2 separate regions of the Homo sapiens genome follow, and region 2 is linked to region 1. Evidence: chromatin loops called from intact Hi-C (ENCODE). Cell type or tissue: heart left ventricle. All regions are shown on one strand.

The links. A loop is a pair of places that touch in the nucleus more often than their neighbours do. Peaks named below come from ENCODE experiments on the same cell type or tissue, not always from the same donor. Only the 100,000 strongest peaks of a DNase experiment are listed, where the experiment ranks them.
Region 2: a loop joins it to region 1, with 2.9 times the contacts of the local background. A loop is called at or near these places in 5 of 110 quality-filtered maps.

The regions. Positions count from the first base shown.
Region 1 is chr6:163,938,506-163,946,505 of GRCh38, reverse strand. All of the region lies in intron 4 of LOC105378102 (a long non-coding RNA gene), which reads right to left. Among named protein-coding and RNA genes, the nearest start is that of QKI, 530 kb to the right of the region's middle. RefSeq lists enhancers at 946-1,446, 1,447-1,948, 2,846-3,499, 5,084-5,775. In heart left ventricle, no CTCF peak of the experiment used is centred here; DNase peaks (open chromatin) are centred at 2,257 and 4,975; H3K4me3 peaks cover 1,802 bases; H3K27ac peaks cover 3,126 bases.
Region 2 is chr6:163,759,345-163,767,344 of GRCh38, reverse strand. It overlaps LOC124901499 (a long non-coding RNA gene), which reads right to left. Exons shown (of 2, transcript XR_007059932.1): 2 at 6,969-8,000. Among named protein-coding and RNA genes, the nearest start is that of QKI, 350 kb to the right of the region's middle. In heart left ventricle, no CTCF peak of the experiment used is centred here; no DNase peak of the experiment used is centred here; H3K27ac peaks cover 1,954 bases.

The sequences.
Region 1 (8,000 bases):
CCTCAGCTTCCTCCAGCGGCACAACCCCACCTCAAAACACAAAGAGAGTCTGACTATCCTGGCAAGACTTAAAAGTCCAAATAAGAAAAAGTAGAAATAAATGAAAAGCCTGTTCTTACTATTCTACCAGAAAACAGAAAGTGGAACTCATTAACAGTCTTTATTCTTTCATTTACCGAACTGTGTCAAACTCTGCATCTGGCACTGTAAGCCCTTGAAATGAAGAAAATAAACATGCAAGACGGTAAGTAATAGCTCATCCCTAGAAGGCTCACATGGGAAAACCCATGGAAGGTGAATGTGTAACATGGAGGCGATGAAGGCTAGAATCCCCATCCACAGTCCACAGACAGACAAAGCAATATTGCCCCTCCATGAGCCCTTTCCTCCCCAGCTCCTCCTCAGGGAGCCAGCGCCTCACTCCACTGCTTCTCACTTCTTACCTAGTGTTCCGCTCCATCTGATAATTAGAGCTGGGAAAGACTGGTTTGACTGGTTTGACTATTTGGGGTTCACCCAGTAACCCACATGCTTTAGGCCCTTTCAAGTTCCTGCAGAGGCTGCTTTCCGGCACAGAGGAGGATTTCAGAGTGACCGCGCCGCTTGAATATAAATGCAAGTTAATACAGTGCCCCAGTGTGTCTATTAACTGGGCTAAAGATTTACATTTTGAGGTTGAACTTTCCCTCTCTATTAAACCATTAATTTCATAGGCTGGGCAAGGAGAAAACTCCCAGGCATACAGACAAGGTGACCTCCGTGCTGCCCACAGTAAAAGACTTCCTCCAATAACTAGTGTTTTCTTCTAGCTTGAATCTTCTGTACAGATACGTTTTCAAAACTCGGCAAAGTCACTATTATGACCATGACCAGCCTAGAAATAAAAACCCACTTGGGCTGCGTCATTACATCTTACAGTAAATACTATTTTGCTTAGCTCTGAACAAGAAATCTTCCCTGAGTTTTCCCAGGTAATAATGCACTAGGTTTAAAGGATAATCATGAAAAAAATAACGTTTAAGGCTTTCCATAAATAAACCTCAAAAATATCATATAAAGAGAAAAGCTGTCGCTCTGTAACAAAGGCCTAGGACTTTTGCCAACCTTGTTAGAATAATGATGCAGAAATTGGGGGCCACGTTTTTCACACTTACAAAGAAATAAAACTGGCATACGAGTGATCACCGGCACAAGGTGCCTTGCACCCCAAAAATGATCCGGCTTCCTCTGTGTTTCCTGGTCTCCTGCTGATCACTCCTTGCATGAAGTCCTGTGCCTATGAACACCTAATAAATATTCACTGATGATGACAACTTATATCTTCCCTGAGACTGGGACAATACCCTGGCCTGTCTGATGTCACTGGCATCACGCCACCCAAATCGCAAGTGCAAGCAGCAGGTGGGCGCTGGAGCAATAAAGGAGTGTGTGTGGCCACAGGAGGGACACTGCGGGGCCCTTCCCTGCCCGAAACCACCACAGCCTGCCAGCCGCCAACGGGGACGGGAGGAAGGTTCCTCCGGAGCTTCCACCAGGGGATTCAGCACTTCAACCTGCCTGGAGAATTTCATTAGAATCTCAGAAGCTGAGAAATTATTTCAACACGATAGTTCACAATGCAGAGATGCACATTTATCATCTTTTACATTTAAAATATTTTATTGGAGGGGTGTGAGAGGAATTTCCATAAGTATATATAATCTCTGATTTTTAAAAATTTCAAGTATGGAAAAGTACCAAATAACTTATATTCAGCAGTTCTGATAAGAACCTAGTATCTTATTTTTTATAAGCAGATTATTTTGTTAGAGAGTATTATAGTAACTCACTTTCCCCTTAGAAATTCTCCCTGCTTATAGATGTTAGCTAAGCTCCATTAGCACAAAAGGTTGCCTGTCTTTTTTCTCTGAAGATAAAAACATCCTGCTCATAGTTTTAAACTCTTTGACAAACAACAACAAAAGCCCTAAACTTCTCTGTGCAGTGGCATCCTGATGAAATCTAACTGGAAAACGATAAAGCGACAGAAATCCCAGGCTTTGAGATATTTTTAATTGCCAATTTTCCTCTTGCACTGAGGCATTAATCCTTGAAGAATAGAAAGTAGACTTGCCAATAACCCAGCAGAGAAGGGGCATGGGAGTAAGAGAAGGAAGGAAGCACATAATGGTGGGAGAACTCCCCCTCTCCCCCCAGAAGCCTCTGTTGAATCCACCCCTGTCCCCACCCTGCCTGCCCTCCTGGGCCTCCCCGCCTTGTAACTGGAAGCCAGCCGAGAGCAGCATTGGTATTCAAATTAGTCTGCCAATCTCTGCCTGGCACAGCTCTTGGTGGCCTGTCAGTACATGGCTGGAAGACAAGGTACCAGATCTTAGATCTGGGGAGATCCAGCCAGATTTCAAACCCACCCAGGATATGTGTCATCAGCCTATCCACGGGATGTCTTGAGGCGGAAAGTGTTTTCTTCTCCATCGTCTTTATTTTTATTAAAACAAAACAAACAAACAAAAAAACCCAAGAAGACAATGCATCTCCAACAGAGATTTAAAAAGACAGAGGAAGGGGGCTATGCAGAGTCAAGCGAGGCACTCAGCACTAAACATCGGTTTCCATGGGAACGAGAGCTGCTTTGTGGAGCTCCGGCAACTTCCCACTCGCTCTCCCCCATAGAACTGGGACCACAGTCTCTGGCATTGTATTTGTGTGGCCAACTTTTCTTTTTTCTCGTTCACTCCCCCTGCCTCTCCCCAGCAACAACCCCCATCGCCACACAAGCAAAAAGGAGAGGAGTGCTCAGAGGTCTGGCTGGATTCAATCACAAAGCATAAAAGGACCCAGCAACGGGGAGCCCCCACGCTGCCCGAAAGACCCTGCCATCCTTTCGTCTCTTGTCTCATTTTTCATCCCCTCTTCAAGCAGCTCATGAGGACTATTTCTTAACTCTTTACCTGCATAACACACAATCATTGTGTATCAGTTTTAAATTACATTTTCATATGCCTAAAATGCTCTGGGCACATGGGAATTTTTTTTTTTTTTTTTGACACAGTCTCCCTCTGTCGCCCAGGCTGGAGTGCAGTGGCCCGATCTCGGCTCACTGCAACCTCCGCTTTCTGGGTTCAAGCCATTCTCCTGTCTCAGCCTCTGGAGTAGCTAGAACTACAGGCGCATGCCACGACACCTGGCTATTTTTTTTTTTTTTAAAGTACAGATGGGGTTTCACCATATTGGTCAGGCTGGTCTTGAACTCCTGACCTCAGGTGATCCACCCACCTCAGACTCCCAAAGTGCTGGGATCAACAGGCGTGAGCCACCGTACCTGGCCAGATATTTTTTTTTAATAGTAATAACCTAAATAGAAAATAGTCAGTGTTGAGAGAAGCATGATTTTAAAGCAAACTTAGTAAATAGTCAAAATGTTGATGTATTCTGTTGGGGTGCATGTGCACGTGTATATACGCTAGAGGGAGGGTGACAGAGAGGAACTTTTAGAGGGTCATTCCTGCCTACCTTTGATGAGGGGGTGTAGTTCAGTGTTCAAACACTGTGAGGTCAGGTGAAAATCCGAAGTTCATCTTCTCTATTTAACTGAATACCTTTAATTTGGTGGTGTTTTTTTTCTAATTTATTTTTACTTTTAAATTTAAAAAGGGAAATATTTATGAATCTATTACTCAGAAGCTGCCCTGCAAAACATTTTAACACATAAATCCTCATCATTTTGCTAAGTGTTAGAACTTTTTTTTTAATGAAAGAAAAGGCATATTTTTTAACACTGTTCATAAATCACCACTAAAATATTTAGTACTACAAGTTTTTGAGGTTTCAAAGGCACTCCTTTCTTTAAAAGGTTTACAGAATGCTTCAAAGTCTACCCAGGCAAAAACTCCCTTGTCATTCACAGGCAAGCTTTCAGATTCAAAGACGTTTGCATTTTGTTTGTAAGTATTTATTTAGGAGATCTGCAATTCATTTTCTTTTGCAAGATGAAAATGTCAATTTTCATCATTTAAATTCAAACTTGTAAAAAAAAGTTCAGCCTATTTATGTGTAACTGAGCTGCAATCTTACCATTTTGAAAGGTTTCTTGGACTATACGGCATGAAAGGAGTTATTAAAGATTGAAAGCCATTTAGAGCTTTGGTGAATAAGAAATATGATTTGTCCATCAAAGCTAGAAATCATTTTTAAATCCATCTCTTCCCTCATTCACCTCCCTCATGAATATAATGCCTTTTTATCACAAAGATGTTAGGACATTGGCATCGGTGTTGATTCTTTGACATCCTCCCAACTCACCTGTTCTGTCCTCCCCCATAGAATTGTTCAAGATCCACTTAAAACATTATTTCTCAAAATGTGAAGCAGATGCAAACCCTGGGCTTGTTGCTTTACTTCCTGGGTCACTATTACATACTCTCCTCCCTTTCCTCCTCTCCCCCAACTCCCCTCCCTTCCCGTCCTTCCCAGAAAGAGGCATTGAGTCAGGATGCTCTGAAGACCAGAGCAGATCAGTAACTAGCAATAATTGATAGTAACTGGTAAAGGGCTTCTCCCACACCCACTGGAAATGAACCTTCATTTTCGCTATTCTTCAGTTCCAAATGTTTCCCACTGCCCTGTCAAAGACACAGACGGTGCGTTTTTCCCTGTAGAGCACCTCCCTTGACCCTGCTCCTGCAGACCTTGGTCTGTGCTTGTCCAGTGAGAGCCGCACCTCCGTGGGGATTCCATGCTAGTGTGGGAAGGCAGGTTAAGGGAGGGCTGCACACACGATGATTGTTGTTAAAAGCACCAGTGTGTTCCCTAGAGGATTTGAAGGGGGAGCAATGGAAGCGTGCCCCTCCTCCTTCTGTCTCCAGGAAGAAAGGCTTCCCCTGGCTTAGAGTGCTCTAGGGCGCTGGGTCCCCTCAGGGTCTTCCTTCTGTGTTCTATGTTCAACCTTCCATCCCCACACCCCAACCCCAGGCCCTGCCAGTTCCCAGCACTGGCCCTGTTCTCCCGGTTACAGGAAAGGCGTCCCAGTCCAGTCCCCAAGAGAGGGTTCTTGGACCTCCCACAAGAAAGAATTTGGGATGAGTCCATACAGGAAAGTGAAAGCAAGTTTATTAAGAAAGTAAAGGAAATAAAGACTGGCTACTCCATAAGCAGAGCAGCAGCATAGGCTGCTCAACTGATTATACTTCTTGACTATAGACTTCTTGATTATATGCTAAACAAGGGGTGGATTATTCATGAGTTTTCCAGGAAACGGCTGGGCAATTCCCAGAACTGAGGGTTCCTCCCCTTTTTAGGCCATATAGGGTAACTTCCTGACATTGCTATGGCATTTGTAAACTGTCATGGCGCTAGAGGGAGTGTCTTTTAGCATGCTAATGCATTATAATTAGTGTATAATGAGCAGTGAGGACGACCAGCTGTCACTTTTGTCACCATTTTGGTTTTGGTGGGTTTTAGCCAGCTTCTTTACCACATGCTGTTTTATCAGCAGGGTCTTTGTGACCTGTACCCTGTGCTGACCTCCTATCTCATCCTGTGACTAAGAATGCCTTAATCTCTTGGGAATGCAGCCCAGTAGGTGTCAGCCTGATTTTACCCAGCCCCCGTTCAAGATGGAGTCGCTCTGGTTCAATCACCTTTGACACCCCTGCCTTGAAACATGGGTAGGTCTCTTGAAGTCCCAAAAAGGTTTTCGCTGGGCTCCACTGCATCTTCTATTTACCTTCTCTAGTCACACATCATAAAAATCATCCCAGAGAAACATCGTTGCCACCAGGGAGTCTCACACTCTCAGGTCCTGGCATTGGAAGGCAGCTGGAGGTTAGCAGAGCCATCCTTCTTTCCTTCCCCTCAGGATAAAATCTTGAGTGGGTGGCCTGAAGTCACATTGCCTGCTCCCTCTCTTTTTCCCTCAGCCTCTGTGGCCTCACTCCCACTCCTACCAGTGCACAAAACCATGTTCCTGAAGGTCTTCATTCTGTTGCCCCCATTACACATCAGAAGCACTTTGCTTTTGTGTTTCCATGATGCTGACATTTTCTGTTGCTTCCCCTACCTCTTTCCCTGATCCTGTTTCCTTTCCTAAGTCCTCATCTCCTTCCTTCTTTCTTCTGTTTTTGCCCTCTGGCCTCACCTCTGCTCATTTAATTTCAACTCCAAGTCCGCATCAGTTAACAAACCTCATCTTTCCTTAAACCTCCTCAGCTTCCCTTCCATACATGCCAATTGCAGCTTCTCCAGGTGAGACATTCCTCACCCACACCTGCATTATTAAAAAGGCCTCCCAACAGGTGAATTCTAAATTCAAAAGTTCAATGGGTTCTAAACAGGAGGCTGACCTAAAGAATGCAAGAATATATGGTCTTTAAGAATAGGGACTATCTTACTCAACTTGAATTTTTAGTCATGCCCAGCACATCATAGAGCCACAAGAAACCCAGGGAAATCCTAGGTTTAGTGGACTCTAAAAGGCATACACGCATTCATTCAAAACTACTCGTCATGTCACTACTGACCAATAGAGACACAGTAGCAAAACACATCAAATGGAGTTTCTACAATTTTTGAAACTCCCAGTCGAATGGAGGCAAAGATATTAAACCAATAATCATTAAAGTAATGAATCATAATAAAATACAAGGTAAAAGCACAAGGTGCAGTGGAAATCGGTAACAGCTGTGGGGAGCACAAAAGCCACCCTTGAGGAGCCTGGGTGGGACCTGAAGAGTTCCGGGGGTGAGTGGGCTGGGTGGGCTATGGGAGCAGCCTTTTGGACGGGGGCTGGAAAGCACCTGGTGGACTAAGGTTTGGAAAACCCGCTGTGAGGCTGAGGGATGATGATAAAGTGAGGCTGTGGTGCAAGGGGAGAGGCCTCGGTCTTCCAGGGAAAGTCGGACTTCACCTAGAACAGAGGGACTCCATGAGACACAGTGCATGATGGTACCTTCCAAGCTCGTTCCTGTGGATTTGGGGTGGGCCACACCACTTCTCTATATTTGCTGCCACAACCTTAAAATCTTCACAATAAATGTAGCGAAACTTAGGGATGACTGGTTGGAATGCAAAGGGTTTGACTTTGTCTGGCTCTGTGTCGCCACCCAAATCTCATCTCGAACTGTAAGCAGGGGAGGGGTCTGGTGGGAGGTGATTGGGTCATGGAGGCGGACTTCCTCCTTGCTGTTCTCATGGTAGTAAGTTCTCATGAGACCCGATGGTTTAAAAGTGTGTGGCACTTTCCCCCGCACACTCTCTCTCCTGTCACCATGGAAAGAAGGTGCCTGCTTCCCCTTTGCCTCCCACCATTGTCAAGCTTCCTGAGGCCTCCCTAGCCATGCTTCTGTGCAGCCTGTGGAACTGTGAGCCAATCCAACCTCTTTTCTTCATAAATTACCCAGTCTCAGGTAGTTCTTTACGGCAGTATAAGAATAGACTGACACAGGCTTGAAATAAGAAAATATTTTACTTTCCCGTTCCACTAACAGGGCAAGTTAACATTGCTATCTAAGACGATCACAGAGGCCAGGCGAGAAGGGGACAACCTTGCACCTGAGCCCTGGGTGATGACGCACACAGAGTTCATGGTGACAAGTCCGTCTGTCTGTGAATTCGTTCAGATCTGACAGCGTCAGGCGTGTCATGGACAGGACAGCCCCAACCCCGTGAGAATCATTTCCTCTTGGGCCTTGGGGAAACAATCCTTTCAAGAAGCAGCTTCTTGAAGCTTGGAAAACATCTAATCAGTGCGGCAGTATGGCAGCAAGACTTCTTGAACAGGGGGCCCCCAGAGCTTTCTGACAATACATTCCGGAGATGCACCTGAGAACCCCTTTGAAAGACAGCACAATTTGACATCCACATTTTGTGACCATGACCTCAAAAACAGGTTCACTCTTACCATTAAAAAAAATGGGGAAAAAAAGCCCTGCTTTACACCTAACTCCTGCACCTACCACCCATAAGTTAATAAATAGAAGATGGCAATATTTTACTTTGACCCCTCA
Region 2 (8,000 bases), 180 kb after region 1:
AACAACAATAACAAACTGCAAACCAAATTTGACAAGAACAGAATCATAACAAGAGGTTGCTATCACTCTCCATTAAAACTCTAGCTAAAAGCAAAGCTAGGAAATTGGGTGGAATGAGGTTTATTCAAGATTGACATTAAGATATTTGTAAGTCAGCAAAATGGGCACCATCCTTACTTAGCCTTTTTAGCCCACTTAATAGCCTACAGTACTAACTATGACGAGAAGCTAACAGACAACACATCTGTAAGAAGGCTTTCTCAGTCAGTATGACTAAGGTGAGAGGGTCCTCAATCCTGCATTGTATGTCTGTTCCAGAGATTCTATTTGATTCCGTGATATTTGTTTTCCCCTACAATCTCAAATCCTGGAGGAGTCAGAGTCCCCTGCCATAGATGGCAATGGGTTTTTTTCTCCCTGGAAAAATGTTTCTAGTCCCCTTTGAATAAGTAATACCTAGCTGGGTTCAGAGTTGACTCTACCTTCTCAATGTTCTACACATCATCAAGAGCTAGGTAAGATTTCTCAGGGACGCATCCCCTGGTACTATCTGGGACCTTTAAATAACTCTATGGCTCAGTAAACTAATCTATGTCCAAATAAACCAAATGATGGCTATCCAACCAAGTTCTTCATCGACTTTGGCCTGTATACAGCAGACAAGGACTACCATTTTATCATTTTCCAGGGAGAAAAAAAACTAATGGAGGATTAGTTCCACTGGGGGAGACTAGTGTGGCCAGTGTCAAAACACAATACAGTGTAAGTACTCTACTGCTCAGCTTGCCTCTTTAGAGAGAGTCCTACTGGTCCAGGGGAACCAGCATTTATCTTAGTGAAAGCCCCTACCTTACATATTAAGTTCAGAGGTCTCCAGGCCCTAGGAGAACTGTCTAACACTAGCTACCCAACAACTTCCACTTGAAGATTAGCAGCCTCAGGTAGTAGAAAGTAGTAGAAAACAAAGACTTCCCCGAAGCTACAGTGTGAGTCACAGGAAGCACCAGAACAATGTCTGATGCACAGTGGGGCCTATTTCAGAGTAGCTTAGAAGTAAGAAGAGAACATTTATAATCTGTTTGGCCATGGTGTAACCATTCTGAACTATTTTCTTTTTTTTTCCCTTTTTTTTTTTTTTTTTTTTTTTGAGACAGAGTCTCGCTCTGTCACCGAGGCTGGAGTGCTATGGTGCAATCTCGGCTCAATGCAACCACTGCCTCCTGGGTTCAAACGATTCTCCTGCCTCAACCTCCCAAGTAGCTGGGACTACAGGCATGCGTCGCCATGCCCGGCTAATTTTTGTATTTTTAGTAGAGATGATGTTTTGTTGTGTTGGCTAGGCTGGTCTTGAACTCCTGACCTCAGGTGATCTGCCCACCTCGGCCTCCCAAAGTGCTGGGACTACAAGTGCAAGCCACCATACCAGGCCTCATTCTGAGCTATTTTCTAAACAATTTTTTAGATCCCTGGGTCTCATGGATGTTAAAGACATTCTCACTATAAACTCAGGCAAACCCATTGCCAGACATTACTGCACAGCAATAGGTACACCACATTAAAGCCATACTACAAATCTACACCAAAACTTTGAAAAAGTAGAAAAGTACATTTGTATGTGTCTATGATCCACTTTGTGTTTGGAAATTTACTATTGAAAGAGAAAGGTTCAAAGCTGAAACATTAGCTGCCCAAGGACTCATGCATGGCTAGGAATTGCATCTGTCCAGTGAGCTTCAGCTTGGGTGCATTTGTGCAAAGGCAGAACTGCAGTGATGCAAACACTCCCAACCACACACATGTAAAATCTGTGTTTGTTCCAATAATCATCCTCAAGGTCACATATTTTTCATGTGTAAATTAGGAACTCAATTTTGAAAATTTGGCCCAGCGTCTCTGCAAATTGTTCCTTCTTTGTCATTGAGAATGTCACAGCTGTTCTTGTCAGAAAGAAGACAAAGAACAGAAAGACAGTCTATTTAATCTTCATTCACTGACCTTCCATGTAAAAAGGAAAGAAACATAGAAAGGAAAGAGGAAAAAGAGAACTGTTTTTCCTTGCAGGTTTATTCCTGTACTCTCATCCATGATATGATATGCTCTCATATCAGCCCAGTTCTTGACAGCCACAAAGCCCTACTTAATGATCTAAACCAAGGGTCTGCCCCACCTGAGAAAAAGGCTTGGCCATTTTCTCTTGAAGTGATACCACCTACGGAAGTCTGGCAAAGTGACTTTTAACAATTTTGCTAGACTGAGCTAAACACAGAAACGTGGATAACAGGCTGTTTTGAGCACGCTTGTGCTACTAATTTTAATGGCTGTACAAGAACAAACCTGTTAGAAAAGAAACACAACGGCTTTTGCTAAACCTTTCCAGATCTACCCTTTGCTCCTATCTTCTTTCATCTTTGCTTCTGTCTTCATTCTGCTCCTTGTCTCGTGCCCTCTGGAGTGCCTGTTCTTTCTGGCCCTGGTTCTTTCAGGAGCTGCTGACTGATGAGACTTCTGTACTCCTTGAACAACTAAACAGTTTCATCCCACCCTTCCTGCAGCCAGTGAGGATGTTTGCAAAAACCCAAACAGCCTGGGGAGGTGTCAGGAAGTGAACCGAAGAAGGCATGCTGTTTATAGGCCAGAAACATTGCTGAGATTTTATTCTGGGTTGGTTGTTTGGATTGTAAAGAGAATACAGCCCCTCCCAGGGAAACGCTGACTGTCTACAGGCTATCATTCGGAGAAACCACCTCTGTAATGTCTGGCCACAAGCCTCAGGGGGCCCACGAAAGGAGACGAATGATGAAAGGATAGCAAAAATAATTGCTTACCTAGTATAGGGTAAAAGAGAAACAAGGAAAAATTTAGAACACACTTTACAAACTCTCTTAAATACTGGGACTTGCCAAATGCTTTGCTTACTGAGATATTGGAGACTTACATAGTTTGAAAATGTTGTAGAACTTTCATTGCCTTAAAACTAAAGAAAACAAAGATACGTGCTATAGAAAACCATCCTGGGAGCATTTGGCGGCACATAAGAGATAAAGAAGCCCAAAAAACAGTCAAAGAACACTGATACTACTTTGAGTGATGAGTGGATGGAAGGTTTATATTGCCCTTATGGGATAAAATAGAGAAGCGCCTTATGAAGATGAGAAAACGGATTATAGATATTTTAGAGCTAAATAATGCCTTAGACATCACCTAGATGAACTCTCAGGCTTTCTATATTAATTATATTGGGGAAAGATCATCCAAGATCATCCAGGATAAGCCATCCTTTGCTTCAAGGATTAGGCTGAATGAGACTGAGGAACTGAGAATAAGTCAGGAGAGAGAGGCAGTGTTTCCCATGACAGACAGTAAGTAAAGTCATAAACAGAGGAAGATCCATCATGTATCAGGTGGAGAGAAGGAAGAGCTTGGGGCCAGGTCTAGAGTCATGGAGGATGCCATCCAGGATACGTCATAAAAAAATTCATTCAATTTGAGTATTCTTTTCAGAGTCCTTTACCTTTATTTAAACTATTTATTGTAAAGTCATTACAGAAGACTCAAAATAACTTTAGAACTCTCACAATTGGACTAACCTGGCTATTATTTTTAAAGGAAAAGGCTTCATCCACTAGCACCAAAAATGACTTTTAATACAACTAAATGCCAACAAGAATTTCATCTGGGAGAAATCATCTTCTTAAGTAGCCAAGAGTCCAAACAGTGGGGCCAAGAAGAACCAGAGACAGGTGGTCATCTCTACCTTGGTGTAGGTTGCTGCTTCAGGGAAGAATGGAACTTGCCCCTTAAACTCATGCCTCCTATCCTCAATAGAAGCAGCACTCCTCTAATTCATCTTTGCTCCAACCCACTTTCACCACATGACCGGAGAGTGCTGAACTCCAAGATTAAAGAGCTTCCCATGAAAGTGAGATGATGAGACAAGCAGACACAACTGCATGGCTATCCACACCTTGGTCTTCCTTCTGGTCCAAACCTGCTGACAGAGGAACACAGGAGGCCACGTGCACCCCTGGCCCTCACACTTGGGACTCTCTGCCTTTCAGAACAATTTGAGCTCCGAGGCTTCTAGTTTTTGCTTTCAAAGAGAAAACTAGAAGCAGAAAATATCCAACCTCAAACAGCTTATGTCACTGTGAAATAGTACTCTACGGAAATAAAATAGCTTGAGGACTTTGAAAAAATATCCAAAGGTTCTTACAAAGATGGTGTCAAACAATTCTTGAACATGTTAAGGCCAAAGCACTTGTAAACATTCTGGCCTTAGAATATGCTGTGGATTCAAGATAATTCTGCCTTAAACACTGGGCTACTTCCCTTTCTTTAAATTGGATTCAGAAAATAGCATTTATTCTCTTTTAAACATTGTTGGTTTCCCTCTCAAGTCATGCTTACAAGATTCAAACTCAGAAAAAAATCACCCCAAGTTCAACTTTCTGAGTTGACTTTATGAGCTAGTAATCCATCACCGGTTCATTATTAAATCATAACCAAAATGAACATTAGTGAGTCTCCCTTTCCACAATGCCCTAAGAGGCATACAACAAAGGTGATTGCAATTCTCTGGGATGTGACTTGGGTTCACACTGGTGTTACTGACCTTCCGCAGGGTCTGTTGCATTAAAAACATTGAGCTTCTTTTTTATTTTTTATTTTATTTTATTTTATTTTTGAGATGGAGTCTCACTCTGTTGCCCAGGCTGGAGTGCAGTGGCGCGATCTCGGCTCACTGCAACCTCTGCCTCCGGGGTTCATGCCATTCTCCTGCCTCAGCCTCCCGAGTAGCTGGGACTACAGGCGCCTGCCAACAGCCTGGCTAACTTTTTTGTATTTTTAGTAGAGACGGGGTTTCACCATGTTAGCCAGGATGGTCTCCATCTCCTGACCTTGTGATCGGCCTGCCTTGGTCTCCCAAAGTGTGAGCTTCTTTACATATCAAAAATGTTCACACATTAATAGGCTAACAAAATAGATTTTGGCCCTATAGTTGTTATAGGCTAAGCTATATTTCTCCTTCCCGCAAATTCATATTTTGAGGCCCTAACCCCCAGTACCTCAGAAGGTGAGCGTATTTGGAGACAGGGTATTAAAGAGGTAATTATGTTAAAATGAGGTCCTACGTGAGGTCCCTAGTCCAATCCAACTGGAATCCTTATAGGAAGAGGAGGTTAGGACACAGACAGAGAGACAGCAGATCCTTGTGCACAGAAGGGTGACTGTGTGAAGAGGCAGGAAGAATGCAGTCATTTAAAAACCTAGGAGAGGCCAGGCGTGGTGGTTCACGCCTGTTATCTCAACACTCTGGGAAGCCGAGGTGGGCGAATCACCTGAGATCAGGAGTTCAAGACCAGCATGGCCAACATGATGAAACCCCGTCTCTACAAAAATACAAAAATTAGCCAGGCATGATGGCAGGTGCCTGTAATCCTAGCTATTCGGGAGCCTGAGGCAGGCGAATAGCAAGATTCCAAAAAAAAAAAGACCTAGGAGAGCATCCGCAAAGGAAACCGATTCTTCCAGCATCTTGGTCTTGGGCTGTCTGCATCCAAAACTGAAAAATAAAGTACTGTTGTTTAAGCCACCCAGTTTACAGTATTTAGTCATGGCAGTCCTAGGAAACTAATTCACTTAGTCATCTCCCACATGTAAGAAGGTTTGGGAGATCTCATTCCATCAACCAAATTCCCCAATTCCATTAATCATATTCAATGGTATGGTTGGACCCCATTAATCTATATTCTATTTGCCAGCTTGTTTCATGTTAATCCTTCAGGATCAAGACTCATCTAACTTGGTGCATACTCTGAGCCTGAAAATATAGAAGAGGGTTGTTCATTGGAATTTTCAAGGAAAGTGGAGGCAGAAAGTGAGCTGACCCTCTCAACTCAAAGAAAAAAATGAAATGAGGAAAACTGATCACAGGAGCACTTCATTCCTCTTGTCTCTTTGTCTCTTTTCCTCGTTTTCCTTTCTTCCTCCATGTCTTCAACTGCAAAATGAATATTATAAGCCCTAGTTCAAAGTTGATGGAAGAATGGGTGAACTAATACGCTTGACTGCCTCTGCAATGACAGAGGAGAAGAAAATGCAGTGGGTGAGGGGGTGTAAAAAGGACGAGGGACAGAGGAGACAGACAGCTCACGTTTATGGGCTCTCACTGTGAGTCAAAAACCATCCTAAACACTCTACATGAACCCTCTCACTCAAAGCTCATGATAACTGGGTGGGGTAGAAGCACTGCTCCTTGCATGCATCTTTCTTCCAACCCACTTTCACCACGTGACCAGAGAGTGCTAATTTCCAAGATTAAAGATCTCCCTGGGAAAGTGAGATGATGAGATAAGGAGAAACAGAACTGCATGGCTATCCCTACCTTGGCCTTCATCACTAACTTCATTTCACAAGTGAATCTGCTAACATTTCAAGAGAGGGTAATTTGCTACCTAGTTCACATTGCTAGTAAGCAACAGATCTGAGAGAAAAAACTTCAAAACCCAACTGGTAAACTACGATGGTTGTTTCCAAGTTTGAACTTTCCTATTCTAGCTATAAATTCATGCTAATTCTGCATAGTGGTTTGATGCTGCTGTTCATAGGCAATGGAGACAGGAGTTTTTAATGTACATGAGTACACATCACCTTCTTCTTGATCTATGGAAAAGGCAAAGAATAATTGACGGGAAAAAAGAAAAACAGGACGGCAGAGAGATGGAGACCCATCCCCCTGAGCAAAGTGCTGCACTGCCAAGTACCAGGTGGTGTGCAGTTTTGAGGCACTGGAAAGGAAAAATGCAGAGAGAGTGAGAGTTTCAGGGAGCAGCTGCTCTCCCTGTGGAGGATACCGAGAGGGGCAGAAATGGGGAGAAAGAAGTGTAAAAGATTCCTGCTGTGCATCAAGAATGTACTCCCAACCACCCTCCTGATATTTCCTTGACAGATGAAGTGAAATATTTGAATTGCTTTACATGACTTTTTTATTCTAAGTTGTGTTTATTTGAGCTGATAATGAGAAAATATTGGAGCCATGGTGCCCAGTTATACTTGGGTAACATTTTCTGTGTTGTTTTCCACAGAAATGAAACATGGATATAACCTCAAATATCTAACTTTCTTGCAATTAAAGTATTTTAGTGGATATTTATAGAACACATTGGAAAAGAAGAAAATTTATAGGATAACATCTTTTCAATACATAAAAGGCTAGGAAACCAGTGTGTGGCTCTATATAGGAGGTTGGATTGGAGGGTAATTGACATTTCCTAATCTGCCAAGGTTATGGAAGTACAAGTCTTCAACTTCGGAAAAAAGATGTCTTCTACTTCCAGCTCCTGTTATCAGTGGCCCTATCGCCACCCTCTGTGCCCTTTTCTGTTTATTTGCGGGAGTCACTGAACCTCTAGATTATACTTTTAGAAGTATGCAAAAGTAAAGTAAAGGTTTACCATGGAGGATGGTGGTTTTTTCCTCCAATCAATCATTTAACGAATATTTATTCAGCACCTACCGTGTGCCAGGCACTCTGCTATATCCTTGGGATGCAGTGGTGAGTAAAACAAGTAAGGGCCCTGCATTCCTGTGAGCTGACAGTCAAGGAAGAAGGAAGACAGTGAGCAACCAGAGTGACTGGCTGTGTACTCGTAAGTGCTGGGGAAGAAAACTAGTCAACTATTGGAAACAACCGGCAACCGCAGGGAGAGACTATTAGCTTCAGCAATCAGAGAAGTGTTCCCTAAAGAATCAGCAACTTCACTGACCCAAAGGAAGGATGACCAGGGAGTAAGTAGGTGAAGAAAGGAAAAGAGAGCAATTTGGGAGGGGAAAAAAATCAGAATCAGTCTCAGAATGTTCACATAGAAAGAGCCTGGGGTGGCCAAAGGCCCCTGCACCCCACTCCCCAACTCACTCAGCTTCACTTCCTTGCCTCGCGTTCTCTCCTTAACTCACTCCAAATGTTTTCCACCTCTCACTTTTTGGCCATCTCAGCATCA